Linked DNA regions of Homo sapiens: regions 2 and 3 are each linked to region 1. Evidence: chromatin loops called from intact Hi-C (ENCODE). Cell type or tissue: dorsolateral prefrontal cortex. All regions are shown on one strand.

Region 1 (5,000 bases):
TCCCTTCCCTGATCCCATAGTACTTAACACCTAACAAATTCTATCATTTGTTTTTTTCCTCCCTTGCCCAGATGTAAGATCCTTGAGAGCAGAGATTTATTTCCCTCCACGAATCCTACAGCAGTACCTGGCATAGACTAGGCACTATTTATTGGATGAGTAATACTCAGTATATTATACCTTGCATTCTAGTTTCACCTGGAGAAATGTTTCCCCCACTAGATTGTTGGGTGCTGAAGGAGAGGGTGGGCTTGTGACTCCCTTATCTTCACCTGCAAAGTGTCTATTATAGTGTCTTACACATCATCGATGATTGGTACATGATAACTCAATGATGAAAGCACAGACTCACCCTTGTTTCACTCTAGGAAACAGGTCATCCAGGAGAGTCCGGCTAATTGTTAAAGGTAGGTGTCACAGACATCACTGATGCCAGCTCCATGTGCCCTCAACCCCCTAAGCTAACTGCATCTGAAAACAGTTCCTAGCACACTGATTATCTGCATCTACACTCTTCTCTTCCTGATAGGATATATATTGAAGAGTTAACATCTCTGGGGATAACCTTCAACCAATAAGGGCAGGAGTTGGAGGATAAATGCCCCAGCCTCCCCAGCTTCTGGTCAACATAGTCTGGATAAGATGGTGTCAGTGGTGTTTAAGTATTACCTGGAAAGTATAGCACTTAAACATGTAAGAGGTTGTCACACAATTACTATACCACAAACAGGGCTTTAGCTTGAAAATGCCACCTAAATCATTTATGTTTAGCATCCAGCAGTGCCTGGCACCTAGCAGGTGCTCAGTGGATGATTGAAAAAGAAGAAATGTGCCATTAATGGTGGAACTGAGCCATCTTCAGAGCTTGCTTAAAAATGGTGACTTGAGAATGATGTTCTTAACTGTTAACTCTCCTACACACGCACACACATTCCTTGACTCCCCTAGGAAACTCCTTTCTTTCTCCCTTACTGCCTATGAGATCGGGGAGTAGTACTTCATCAGTGCCCTCAATGAACCTAGGAGGTTAGGCCAGATGGTCCCCTGAGACCATTTAGTTAAACCCAATCAACCACTGACCTGGGGCCAGAACCCAAATGTCTAGGCTCCAAGGGACTAGTCCTCTTTCCACAGTAGCCACTGTGAAAATTCCAAAAAAGAAATTAATTTTGGAGGCTAACAGCCATGGTATTTTCAGACTCAATTTCAACAGTATTACCATTTCAGAAAGCCTGCCAAAAAGATAATGGAGATGAAAAAGTGCTGTGTAAAGTGCTACCCAAAGGTTACCTGAGGTTCACTGCCAAGGTCAACAAACCCAGGCTTGGGTGTAGAGCCAGCTCTTAAAGTTGGAGGAGCTAAGGCTGGTCATTCAAAGGGCCCCTTCTGAATGGGACACCAGTGTACTTGCCGGGATCAAAAGGACATAGCCGCTCGCCTGGTACCACCCTCACACCCTCCCCCTATTTTAAGTACAATACACTTATGTTGAATAGAATACTTACACTATGTATTTGTACTAAACAATACTTACACTATGCATTTGTATTAAACTGATGATCTTCTGGACTTTTTTCCTTTCTCTTGTATTTCAGAGGCCACACATTGAGTAGCAGCCACCTGCACCGCTGGGCAATGAACGGTCTCTCCAAAGTTTCCAACCGTCTGGGTACATTAGTGTTTTTCTTCCACATTAGTTTACATTTGTCCCAGCTGCATTAGAATTTAGATTCTGCACATACTCTGGCTCTCAAAACCACATTCTTCTGCGCTCACACTACCTCTTTGTCATCTAACAACTGAATACGCATTGTTTCCCTGGCTTGGCTCATGAAAGGGGACCCTGATGCAGAGTAAACTTCCCATTCTCTGAGCTTCCTTATCCTAGCGCCCAACACTAGAAGGGCGGCAGTGTTTGGTGACCTCCTGCGTTAGGTTAACGATCTGGGTCCGGGCCCAGGCTGGATAACGAGCCCGTGAATAATGGGGAGCGGATTGTTAAAGCCTTATCATGGTGAAGCTGAGAGGCAGAGACGGCTTTTTCCTGCGCACCCTTGCCCCTTCTCCCCAAGCATCTTTTCTTAATCTGTCGAAGCTAATGGGGTTTATGTGGCAGACATTCATTCCTCACAAGCTCCAATTCAAGAGGCGGTGCACTCATTCAGTCTCGATGTTTCTACACTTAGAGGCTTGTAAAACAGTAAAGAAAGATAGCAGATAAACTGACAGAAAGCCTTCTGTTCTAGGCTTGAAAAAAGGCTCTACTTTATTTCTCCACTGTAATAGGAGTCTTGAGAAGGCCAAATTAGAGGTGCAGAAAAAGGGTGAAATAAGAGCACTAGAAACCGTAATAACCGTAATAACACCGCAATACAACCCGGCGAACTTTATTTCCTTCCACGTATTTCCCGAGTGATACATATTCACGAGAAAGAGACAAACTTGGAGGAGGAGGTTTTTACTGCTGCACGGCCAGAAAAAAACATAGTGGGCAAAACCTTCCTGAGCTTTTTTCGTTATTTATCAACCATTAATTGATTTTTCACTTGTCAAGAGCAAAACTTATTGGGGAAAAATTAGAAAATGAATGGTCTTAAGTTCTTACTGGTTTTCAAAGTATCCACATAAGGGGCTGAGGATAATTCTGGGACTCGAAAGTCCTAGACTGCTTTGTAATCTTTTCACACAACCCAAAGCGAAACATGGGCTACACTTAAAAAAAGAGTTACTAAGAATTGGTGGCTTGGTGGGCTCAAGGGGATGAGGTGATCTCAGCTCACCATTGGCTGGGAAGAGGATCTCTCGACTTTCCACCTCTTTGGATTAAATTTTTAGCTGGAGTTTAAGAGGAGCTGTGCACATCTATTTCCAGGTAACAGAGTTCCCTAACTACCCTCGATGCCACTGTCCATTGGTAAGGCTAAATTGTTGAGAGGGCTAGGGCGGGGGCGGAGAGAAAGCCAGGGGGCTTTTGCCTGCTTTAAAATTAGACCAATGAGGGCAAGAAAGAGGCAGGTTCGGGTGCTTGGTAAACGAAAAGCAAACTTCTTTATTGTACACAGTACAGAATATAACGCAGCTTGGCAGGATGCATACGGCCCTGCGCAGGGGAAAGTATTTCAAATCAGCTGGCAGGTTCAAGCCTTTCTGCACTGTAGACTTTCCACACTCTGGAAAAGAAGCAAACAAACAAACCCCAAAGAACCCCCGAAAAAAACAAAAACCATCCGGGAGGTGCATGAGTCCAATGGGAATGCAACCGTGATGCCGCTGTCCTATGCCCAGTGACAGCACAGGTCACGTAAGTTACAGCAGGGGAGGGGTAGCTCAAGCTACAGAGGATTATTGTCATATTGCTAAGACAGCATAAATCCATTCAAAAGAAAAAAAAAAAAAATCCAAACCAGGGTAAGTAAAGAAAGGAAAACCAAATCTATACAGCATTTACAACAAATAAATCTCTAGCCAGCTGGGGGTAAAATATGCATCTATGTATAGACTATGTGTAGGTTAAGAAAGCTATAAATATGGTTTAGAAAGAGTCCTTTGATTAGAGTACAATGCTAATTAAGGCCCAATCTACAGGTTTACCACCTTTGTGGGCTAATTAGCTTCCAATAGAGGAGAATCTCATGTTTCCATAGCTATAAAGTGCACCCCTTATCCCTGCGAACCTCTTCACAAATGTGCTGTTGGTCATAAGGGGGACAGTTTGAGACTATGGAGTGCTCCATGAATAGAAAAGCAGTTCAAAGCACGTGTCTCACACTCACGGAGTCAGCACTGCCTCCTTCACATACGAGGAACAGTGTAGTCATTCTTAATGTACTAAGTGTCACGGGGAGCACAGAATTCTACCAGCAGAGCAGGCAGCAAGGTACCACCAGTAACTTTTCCTCTACTTTGAGCTCAACTTTCACATAGCTTTAGCTTGGTTGTTTAAAACTTTTCCAATATAATACAGCAATGAGAATAATTTCTTTTTAAAAAAAGGCAGGAATCTAGAATGCTAGCACTGTTGCTTACCTGTCAGTATCACACGTAAGTCTCAAACCCTACTGAATCACACAGGTAGGGTTTAAAGTCCAAGATTTAAAGAAAAAGGAAAACAAAACAAACTGATGAAATGGAAATTGTCATCAGTCATGCCCAGGGAAGAATCCCAAGGGTTTTCACCAGGTGACCAGGTTTCCAAAGGACATGACACATGTTATATACATATGCTTTCCAGAGAGGGCATGTTAGTGAACACGGGGAACTATACATAGAGAATCTAAGCTTGTGTCCAGGCTGCCCTGCACACTTCAAAAATGTACAACTCAGGTGCAAATGTTCCATCAGGTTGTCTGGTGCAGAAAGCACAAAGCAGGCAACAAGGCGGGCTTTCACATGGCCAAGGGGAAGCCTCAGCAAAGCCCCTCTCAAGCTGCAGTGTCTTCATAAGTTGGCACGGCCCTGGCTAAAGGACACAGTGCACAGTTACCAAAAGGTTTGTTTTTGTTTTTTGTTTTTCGTTTTTTTGCTTTAAATACCAAAACTACAAAAATCAGTTTATAAACTGTTTTTCCAAAACAACCACCAAAACAAAACAATCCCCCAAATCAGGGCAAAACAAAATACTGTCAAAAGTGTTAATCGCCCTTCTCCTAAAATAAAAGTCATCCACACTCAGCCACGTGATTGGGAAGAGAAAGGGGGCTTGCTCTACTTGGCGACCACATGGCCGGGTGGTTCCCAAGAGTAGCCATGGTTTATGATTTTGAGAACCACGGAGTGGGGAACAGCTGTTCTGACTGCCCCCCTTTTTCTAGACAAGGGGTAATATTTCAGATTCAGCTAGAAGAGCTTTCCAATGTTTAAGATGTATTTTTAACCCTTAATGGTTTGAGCCTCCCCAACTTAGCCTACTTACTTTTCTATGGGTTTGTGATTTTTCAACAAATTGTGCAAATCAGAGCCCTTCTATGTAAAGGCATTTAGTAGTCCATGATCGATGCAGA
Region 2 (5,000 bases), 160 kb after region 1:
TGTGTTCTGTGGACTCCCTTCAGTTTCTCTTTTGTCCAGTTGGCCCAGTTGGCCACAAGCTTCGTTTCAGAGATGAGACCAAGTCTCCTATTCCTTCTCAAACAGCCACTAGCCTCAGAGAAATCGCCTGTATATCGCCTGAATGGCTTTTTTTCTTTCTTTCTTTTTTTTCTTTTTTTTGAGACAGAGTCTTGCTCTGTTCCCCAGGCTGGAGTGCAGTGGTGCAATCTTGGCCCACTGCAACCTCTGCCTCCCAGGCTGAAGCCATCCTCCTGCCTCAGCCTCCCAAGTAGCTGGTATGACAGGCCTGCACCACCACACCCGGCTAATTTTTGTATTTTTAGTAGAGACGGGGTTCCACCATGTTGGCCAGGCTGGTCTCAAACTCCTGACCTCAGGTGATCCACCCACCTTGGCTTCTCAATGTGCTGGGATTACAAGCGTGAGCCACCGCGCCTCGCCACGCGAATGGCTTTTAATGGAAACCTTCCCTGCAGTCTCTCATTTGAGCTTTAAGTTTCACCATCCAACTTTTTACCAGATTGGCAAAAAAAAAAAAGAAGAAAAAAAAAAGGAAGAACCTAAATAGACTTCACTGTTTCCCTAAGTTCCTTACAGCTGTGCCCTTCCTCTGGTCACTGAACCTGTCAACCTAAGTTCCCTCAACCGTAAAGTGAGGACATTAATATTGGCCCTGCCTGTTCTGTGCATCAAAATAAATGAGATGCTGTGTGGGAAGACCTTTTGCAAACTTTAACGCAGTTTTCCTCCTCTCTGACTCTCTCTCCTATGATCCAGCCTGAATCTATTCCTTCCTCAAATGAGAAGTAGGACTGAGTCTTCTGTTCTTTGCAAAGCATTTCTCAGCACACCTGCCCAGCTGCATGAGCTGAGAGGAAATCAGCATATTAAGGAAGAAGAAACAGTGCCTCCTGCTGAAGACTTTACTGCTTCTAGCACCTGTTAGGTAAATCTCTGTTTATTGGGTTCCAAGCTAAATTCACTCTAAAAGACCTGGAATCTTCTCTCTTATCAGTTTTCAGCAATGAAGTTTTGGTTGAGACACTGAATGTACCTAAGCCTCATTTTTAAAATGTGATAATAGTTGCCTTGCTGCGTTGTCATAGCATATTAGGACATGTTATGGTCGGCAGTCAAAGCACGTGACTTTTTCCTGTCCCACTGGACTTTTCTCTCCCTTCAGTTTACTCTTCTTTTTTTTTTTTTTTTTTTTTTTAAGACGGCGTCTTTCTCTGTCTTGCGCAGGCTGGAGTGCAGTGGCACCATCTCAGCTCACTGCAGCCTCTGCCTCCTGGGTTCAAGCGATTCTCCTGTCTCAGCCTCCGGAGTAGCTGGGACTACAGGCGCCCACCACCCACACCTGGCTAATTTTTGTACTTTTAGTAGAAACAGTGTTTCACCATGTTGGCCAAGCTGGTCTCGAACTCCTGACCGCTGGTGATCCACCCGCCTCGGCTTCCCAAAGTGCTGGGATTACAAGTGTGAGCCACTGCACCTGGCCTAGTTTACCCTTCTAAATCTCTGTGCCTCAGCTTGCTTCCCCATAAAATGGGGATAATAATCTCTGGACTACTTAGCTCACAGGGTTGGTTGTGTGACTTTGAAATAAAGGCTATGGTGGGGAACTGAAGATGGCGAAATGTAGTAGCAATGCCTCAGTGGGGTTATTTGCTGGCCTGGGGCTGGTGGGTCGTGTGCTGGTTCTCAAAGGCCTGGCCTGTTGTCTGCAGCAACCACGTTTAGAAGGTCCCTTAGCATAGCTGCTCTTACCAGCTCTTCCTGAGGCCCCTGACACTCTCCCATCTCCCTGCAAGGCTCTGCGGTCTCCTTACACCTGTTACCCCCATGCCTCGCCCTGTCCGTCTCTCTTAGTCCCCCTCTAGATCACAAGGCACAGGACCATTCACCGCTATTCTCTGGATACAGAAATGGTGCCTGCCCCAATCCTGAGGGCTGTCAGAAGCTGCCCATCACATGACACGCTCAGCCCCACTCCCCCAGCTAATCCTCATGAATAAATACTAAAAAGACTCATTATGGAGAGATAAGGAAAACAGGAAGTGCTTCTGAAAGCTCCCAACAACACCCTCCCTCCAGACCAGTGAACAACCCCACCCCCTCCAGAGGCCACCAGTGTCTTTAGCAACGAGGCCCCCTCTGCGGTTGAGGAAGAGCCTCTGTCTCTCAAACCCAGAGGGGACTGTGGGGCCTGGAGCCGGGAGGGCAGGCCAGAGGCAGGGGAGCTGAGTTGCTGTATTCTGGGCACAATTTCAAGGCCAGCTGCAGGGAGAACAAGCAGTCGCTGTGCGCCTGCAGCTGGCTGTGGTTAGGCCAGGGCTGTCCCTCACTTGTGGTATATTTAAAGAGACCTCACCAGACGGCTGTGCCAAGGGGAAAAAATGCACACATATCCCTGTTAGCCACACTCGGTTCCCCTGCCAAGGCCTCTCCTCCTTCCTCAGCTCCCAGCACTGCGTTCACACGTCAAGAGAGGAGGACCGGCTTCTCAGACTCCCTGTGTGCCACCTGGGGACACACAACCTGGCGCCTGGCCTCTCTGCCCTCTTACCAAGCTGGCCAAAAGTTCAGGGGATTAGCCAGATCGGCGCCTCCCACCCTGGCGTTGGTAACCCAGCAACCGAAGAGGAGAGGCAGGCAGATGAGTCAAATGCAGCCGCACAGAACCTCTGGCTTCGTGTTTTGTTTGTGAAAACTCCCTGTGAGTGAGGAGCACAGGGGCCCTTCCGGCAGGGAGGGGCAGGGCTTTCCTACACCACTCCAGGCCACAGGTGCCTCCTCCAGGGAGGCCCAGGCCCCACTGGACTGCAGTGCGGGCTTAGAGGCCAAGCTGGTGGGCCAAGAGGAGCCCACCCTGGCTGAACTCTCTGGCTGCCTCTTCCACTTATTTTCCTCAAGTGAAAAGAAGACTACGGGCCTAAATCCCACGGGAAGGTAGGCCTGGTAGCAAGAACTCTGGGCAAGAGAACCAATGGGCGTAAAGTCCCACGGAGCAGGTGTGCATAGAAGTTTGGGCTTTCAGGTGGCCAGACACCAAGGAGCTGTCCTCATGGCAATCAATGAGAGGGCTTCCGGAGCGAAGCCCAGCCAACGTGGGGTGAGAGGGTGGGAAGTGGGCAGCTTATCAACCAGGGGAGGGGAGCCAGCAGGCAGACTGTCTGAGGCAGGCCCCTACAAGTGCCGGAAGAGTTAGTGAAACACAAGTGCACCAACAGGATTGGCTACATAATTTGCGGGGCCTAGTTCAAAATGAAAATGCCAGCTTCTTTGTTAGAAAATTATCAAGGATTTCAAGACAGTGACAGCATAGGATGAAATCAAGGGCCCTTCTAAGCACAAGGACATTTTGTGACCACACAGGTTGCACACCCACAAAACTGACCCTGGGTACCTGTGAGTCAGCTCGCTGAAGCAGATGTGAAAATCAAGGCAGGTCAGCTGGGGGATGTCTGGCTGCAGCCCCTATACTCCCCACCCCTGCTGCCCTGTAACACCAGTTCCCAGACTTTTACCAGGCTTGGGACATTGTCTCTCCAACAGCAGCCCCTCTCCCTGTGCTGACGGCAATGGAGACTTTATCTCTCAGAAAAGAGGGAATCGCAAGGCCACGGTGGAAGGAGGGCTGAGGGCTGGAATGAAGTGTGGCTCTGGGCTCTCGGGGCCTCTGAGTCCCAAAGCCCCCCAGGGATTCTCTAGACAGGCCACTGGAGCCTTCTGAGTGAGCGTATGGAGGTGTTTTGGAACAGGATGGAGAAACAACAGAGACTACGCTCTGGGTCACCTCTTAAGGTCCCAAGAGGATACATCCTGTGCATGTGTGACAGTCCAGGAGCAGAACCAAGATCCAGGAAGCCTTCTCCCCACTTGGGAACTTACCTCCAACTCAATGTGGTCGTGGAGTTTCTTGCAGGTCGCTGCAAAAGTCTCCGAGGTGCCAAATTCAAAGTACCACAGCTTGTTCTTCATCCTGGACCACAAAGCAGAGAGATGTCTCAATATTCCATACTTGAAATGCTCATGTAAAATAGCTATGTTCTTTGGATTGGGAGGCCCAAGCCTTCAGCAATTTCCCCAATCTTACATTTTCAGCACTTGTTAATCAGATGATCAAGGAATAGAAATTTTTTACCAACTGTTCTTGCTCGGAACTTAGAGAAAATCCACTTATTTCTTAGACATCACGGCAACCCTGGGTGAACTACCAACTGCTCCCCGAGTTTCCTGGTCAGAACAGGAAGAAGGTCTCTGTAGCTGCATTAAGGAAAGAGCTCTACGAGAAGTCAAGCCAGAGGTGGCAAATATCAATACAGTGCTCTGGCCACTGTCCTTTCCATTACTCAGGCAGAACTCTCTTTTGGGTATGTTTGGGGTGTAAAGGGAAGATCCTTCTAAGACTTGAGGGATGTGCAGTCTTAGGACAGAGGAGGGATAGCCCCACACTAACCCAGCTAAAATGTGTGCTGCATTGCCCAGGCTCTGACTGGGGGAAGCAGAGTGGCAAGAATTAGATACAGACTTGCAGGCAAGTTGGAAAAAAAGAAGAGTTGATTGGTAGCAATAATCACCTCCCCTCTTCCTCAAATGTATTTGCTTAGGCCATGGCAATCCTTCAGTTAAGGGCAAGACTTGTCATATTTGCTTCAAAGTAAGAGTTCACTACTTTGAGCTTTAAAAATTTTCAGCATTTTCCTTGAGAGAAAAAAAAAATCAATCAATGGGGTTCCCGTGTAGCTGGGGGCTTTGCAAAGTCAGATGGTGTGTCCTGACACTTGGTGCTTTTGATCAGATGGTCTCACTGGGAAGTGTTTCTGAAGGTATTCCATTCCTTCCACCCCAACTGTCACCCCATTATCAGGGGTTGGCTAAGAGAAGGGACACCTGTCCAGTTTACGAGCTGACAGATTTTGCTAAGGAAGGATTAAACAAAATCACATTCTTCTTGGCACTCAGAAGAGAGGATG
Region 3 (5,000 bases), 53 kb before region 1:
CTGACCTCAAGTGATCCACCCACCTCGGCCTCCCAAAGTGCTGGGATTACAGACGTGAGCTACCACCAGTAACTTCTATAAAGCTCAACAAGGGTAAAGTCAAGGGCAAATCTCCTCCCTCAAACCAACTTCTTTCTTTCTTCTCATCTTTAACAGGGCCACTGCCAGCATCCAGGAGCCCAGGCTTGCAGTCAACGACTCTTCCTTTCCCATTAACTCCCATAGTCTGTCATTCACAAATTCCTATTTGTCCTTTCTTCCAAATGCCTCTTGCATTTCTTACTTTTCTCTCACTCCCTCTATCTTCATCCTAGCCCAGAGCCTGCCCCTGGGCTGGTATCCCCATAGACTCTTCCTTTTCTAAACTATCATTCTACTCCATTCATCTATTCCTTCATTCATCAGAAGAGCATCTGTGGAGCACTTAGTGCCAGACACTGCGCTAGACACTAGATGCACCCGTAACACAGACATGGTCCAGCTGGGGAGGCAGGTAATTGACAGGCAACTACAGTGTCTTGGGGTGAGTGTGATGATGGAGGAAGCCCTTAGCTGGGACCGTAATCCAGATGGAGAGACGTGTTGGGGAGGCCTACACACTCCTACTGGTTTCATTGTCCTAAACACTTTTATCCTGTTTCAACTAAAATTGACCTTCTCTTACTTTTGTTCCTTTGGGTTCAAACTTTGTAACCTGAGATTCTAAGGCCTTCCTTGTCAACCAAGCCTCATTCCCAGGACCCTCTAGTGGAAGAGGTAGTAGTAACAATGATAGTAATAATAGCACATCTTCATTAAGCTTATTTATCTTAAATAACAGGCCCTCTTCTAAGTACTTTTCTTATGTTAACTCTTCACAACATTCTCTATGAAGGAGGTACAGGTACTATGATTAGCACCACTGACAGAAGGGGAAACCGAGGCATGAGTGCTAAAAGGCAGAATCTGGGTTCAAGTCCAGGTGGCATGGCTTCCAGGCTGGCATGTGATGATGACACCATTGTGTATCAGTGTAACCTGGCCGTGTGGACCTCAGACTCTAAATCATACATCCTAAGTTCTCCCCAAAGACCTTTTTACTCCTGATCCCCTCTCCCCTGAGAATGCCCTTCTCTTTCTTATCAAACGCTATAGAAGGTTTTATTTACATATAAAAACAGAGCCTTCTTCCATGGAAAAGGCACTGGGTCTGGACTCAGTTCGATGTTCAAATCTTGTTTCTGGCTGCCAAATCCTTTCTTCTCCCTGACTCTCAATTCTTCCATCTCTGCAATGGGAATATTACTATTCTCCTCACACAGCCATTCTGAGTATGATGTGAAAATAATGCATGTGAGTGTGCTTGGAAAACTGCAGTCCCATACAAATTTACAGGAATCAACATCATTTTTTTCCTCTGGCTTCTCAAAATAAGAATGTTGTTATACAGTCTGAACTTCACTACAGCAAAGTTTGCTTACACATTCCACTGGGCATGGGACTATCTTTCTATACCTCAACTTCATCATCTGGGCAATGGGCATAATACCAGCTGCTTTATAGAAACATTTTGGGAATTTAATGAATTTTTTTGTTTTTTGAGACAGAGTCTCACTCTGTTGCCCAGACTGGAGTGCAATGGTGCGATCTTGGCTCACTGCAGCCTCTGCCTCCTGGGTTCAAGTGATTCCCTTGCCTCAGCCTCCTGAGTAGCTGGGATTACAGATAGGAGCCACCATGCCTGACTAATTTTTGTATTTTTAGTAGACACGAGGCTTCACCATGTTAGCCAGGCTGGTCTCAAACTCCTGGCCTCAAGAGATCCGCCCGCCTCAGCTTCCCAAGTACTGGGATTACAGGCGTAAGCCACCGCGCCCCGCCAACAATAGTGTTTTAAAAGAATTAGATGCATAATAGACATTGAAGAATGTGTGTTGCCTGTCTTCCCCAAAGCTTGGTTTTTCTCTAGCTGCTGGGGATGAATCAGTTTTGGTTCTCATTAGAAGGAGCCAGTCCAGAATCATGCCTTCTCTCTTCTTCTATTCTGTTAATAAATGAATGACACCTGTATTCTTGGAGCTTCTGATTTAATTCAGCATCAACACTGAAATATTTGTTTACCAAAGAAAAATACTTTCCATGCTCCTCTGACTGTGTCATCCACATGAGCCACCACCAGCAGCCCAAAGCCAGTTCCGAAGCAGCAGAACATTTTTCGAGCAAAACAGCACTCTGTGACCCTCGGAGTGCTTGTTCAGCTGAAATTACTTGTGTCTGGCACAGACCTTCTCTTTTGATTTTGGCAGGATTTCAGGGAGTGAAAAAGCTAGGTTAGTGTTAGGGCTGGGATTAGAATTTGGTACTCAACAGATCATACTGTTAACACTTCTCCTCTTTGCTAACTTTATGAAGTTCAAGAAAAGCTTTCTGGGGAATGGCACCAATTTATTTGCCAAAAGCTGAGATGGGCCAAGGAAGATGTAGTCAGCATTTGGAATCTCCTTGCCTTAGGGTTTAACAGCCAAGGAGGGAAGAAGGATGTGCTGGGGAGCGGGGGAATAGGGGCCATGTGGGTAGTGCTGGAAGGATTCGGGATGCCGAACAGGCTTGGCTCCTTGCGGTTCCACCCCCACAACATCTCTCAAGCCATGCGCCGTCCTCTCCTCTAGCACAGCACTCTGTCCTAATCCTTATCATTCTCACCAACTATAGCAATACTCTCTGATACGCCTTCTTGCCCCTCTTGTCTGTCCTGAGCACTGCTGCCAGTTTTTATTCTTATGCTTAGAAGCATTCAAGCCTCCCCAGTGCTTGTCAAATAAGAGCCTCATCTTTAACACAATGCTCAAGGCTCCCCACAAGCAGGTCCCAAGCTCCACTTCTGCCCCCGTTTCTTCCTTCACCTTCCACGAAGACTCTGGCACCTACGAGCTAGACATGTGCCATCCCCCAGACGTGCCATGTCCATGCCAGCCTGTGAGCCTTTGCACGGACTGGTCCCTCAGCCTAGATTGTCCTCCCCTAGTTCCCATCTTTGCCTAGTAGATTCCTCCTCATCCTCGAGGACCCAGGTCAAATATCGCTTCTTCTGTGAGGCTTCTCTTAACTCTTCAAAGCAAAGCTGATGCCTCAAGCTCATCCATGGGACTTGTGTACTGCACTCTTTTGTGTCTGCCACGAGGGGACCTTGGGGACAGAACAATGCCTTATTTATAATTATGTGTCTTCTACACCACATCGAGTGCCTTGTTCAGTGTCTGTTACTTTATTTGAATTTTTGAAAGCAGATGGGACAATCTCCCTTGATACCAGGGAGAAACCACAGCAGTAAACTCAGTCTTTGGCTGTGTTAGGCTGACTGGTTCTGCTTTCTTTATTTTTATTTTTTATTTTTTTTTGAGACAGGGTCTCTCTCTGTTGCCCAGGCTGGAGTACATTGGTGCAATCTCAGCTTACTGCAACCTCCACCTCCCAGGCTCAAGCGATCCTCCCACCTCAGCCTCTGGAGTAGCTGGGACCGCAGGCGCACACCACCACACTTGGCTGGCTAATTTTATTTACTTTTAGTAAAGAAGGGGTTTCACCATGTTGCCCAGGCTCGCTTTCTTTTCTTTTCTTTTTCTTTTCTTTTTTTTTTTGAGAGAAAGTATGGCTCTGTCGCCTAGGCTGGAGTGCAGTGGCGCAATCTCGGCTCACTGTAACCTCCGCCTCCCTGGTTCAAGCAATTCTTCTGCCTCAGCCTCCTGAGTAGCTGGGATTACAGGCGCGCACCACCATACCTGGCTAATTTTTGTATTTTTAGTAGAGACGGGGTTTCACCATATTGGTCAGGCTGGTCTCGAACTCCTGACCTCAGGTGATCCACCCGCCTCGGCCTCCCAAAATGCTGGGATTACAAGCGTGAGCCACCATGCTCGGCCTCAGGCTTGCTTTCTTTAATCTCCAGAATAATGCAGTGCACTGGGTAATGGGTACTGGGTAAACATCTCCTTGTTGGCCACAGGTAACTGCTCCCTGCAAATGTCATCTCTGAGGAGATGTCCCAAGTGGCAAGGATTTTTGGCTCAATTAAGCTCCCAAGAGTTATCCCCATTATGTTAAGTTCTGGAGAGATATGCATAATTGTGACTCTGTCCCTGCCATGGAGGTCCTTACGGCTTAGTGAGGAAGATACACACACACACAGACACACACAAGGCATGAAGCTTGATGGGGTTCTCAGCTAAGCCTGGGAGCAACAGGGTAGGTTTCTTGGAGGAGGTGAAAACTGAACTGAATATTAAAGTTGTACAGGAGTTACGATGGACAAAGGCAGTGAGTATAACCAATATAGCCTCAAGCTACCATTAGCATTCAGAACTGAAAGATTATGGTGGTATAGGGAAGGGGATCAGTTGAAGAAAGATAGAGATATTGATAGAGAAGATGATATATGAGCTGGGCTTTGAAAGATGAGAGGGTTTTGGATAAATAGAGATAGGAATAGGATACAGGTTGAAAGACAATCTGGGCAAAGGAACAGTGTAAACAAAGGCATAGAGGAGGGATGTAGCTTGCTTTAAATGATCAGCTCCAAAAAGGTTATCACTGGAATATTATTTGAGAGATGAATCATGATGAGAGATGGGGCTGGAGAGAGGAAGGGTCTAGGTTATGAAGGGTCTAAATGTCTCCAGAGTAACTTAGGGTGATGTGATTAGCATACTTTTTAGCTAGATTCTGATGATCTCCTATTAACAGCGGCATCTGCAGAACTGGGAGACAGAGGGCCTCAGGAATTGGTCAGCTCTAATATTAACCAGCAAGACTGCTGTAGGTTAATCACTTCTTCTTTCGTCATCTCTGTTCTTACATTGATATCATTAAGCTGACTCACCTCTTGGTAGCGGAGTCAAAATTAAAGCAACTCAGGGCTCTGCAATGCTGCAATGCTGTCCAAGGACAAAGCATGAACCTCTCTCTCAAAAAACAATCAGTTAAACATCTCTCCCCTGAAAGAACAGCCCCAGCACTCCCTTCCA

The links. Peaks named below come from ENCODE experiments on the same cell type or tissue, not always from the same donor. Only the 100,000 strongest peaks of a DNase experiment are listed, where the experiment ranks them.
Region 2: a loop joins it to region 1, with 7 times the contacts of the local background. A loop is called at or near these places in 5 of 110 quality-filtered maps.
Region 3: a loop joins it to region 1, with 4 times the contacts of the local background. A loop is called at or near these places in 7 of 110 quality-filtered maps.

Annotation. Positions count from the first base shown.
Region 1 is chr3:186,043,292-186,048,291 of GRCh38, forward strand. It overlaps ETV5 (ETS variant transcription factor 5), which reads right to left. Exons shown (of 13, transcript NM_004454.3): 13 at 3,023-5,000. Among named protein-coding and RNA genes, the nearest start is that of ETV5-AS1, 33 kb to the right of the region's middle. In dorsolateral prefrontal cortex, a CTCF peak has its summit at 1,911; DNase peaks (open chromatin) are centred at 1,399 and 1,910; H3K4me3 peaks cover 1,373 bases; H3K27ac peaks cover 2,787 bases.
Region 2 is chr3:186,207,880-186,212,879 of GRCh38, forward strand. DGKG (diacylglycerol kinase gamma) reads right to left here. Exons shown (of 25, transcript NM_001346.3): 21 at 3,916-4,006. Among named protein-coding and RNA genes, the nearest start is that of ETV5, 100 kb to the left of the region's middle. RefSeq lists an enhancer at 2,049-2,676. In dorsolateral prefrontal cortex, no CTCF peak of the experiment used is centred here; a DNase peak (open chromatin) is centred at 2,302; H3K4me3 peaks cover 1,479 bases; H3K27ac peaks cover 4,785 bases.
Region 3 is chr3:185,990,719-185,995,718 of GRCh38, forward strand. No RefSeq gene overlaps it. Among named protein-coding and RNA genes, the nearest start is that of TRA2B, 55 kb to the left of the region's middle. In dorsolateral prefrontal cortex, no CTCF peak of the experiment used is centred here; DNase peaks (open chromatin) are centred at 1,833 and 2,583; H3K27ac peaks cover 1,829 bases.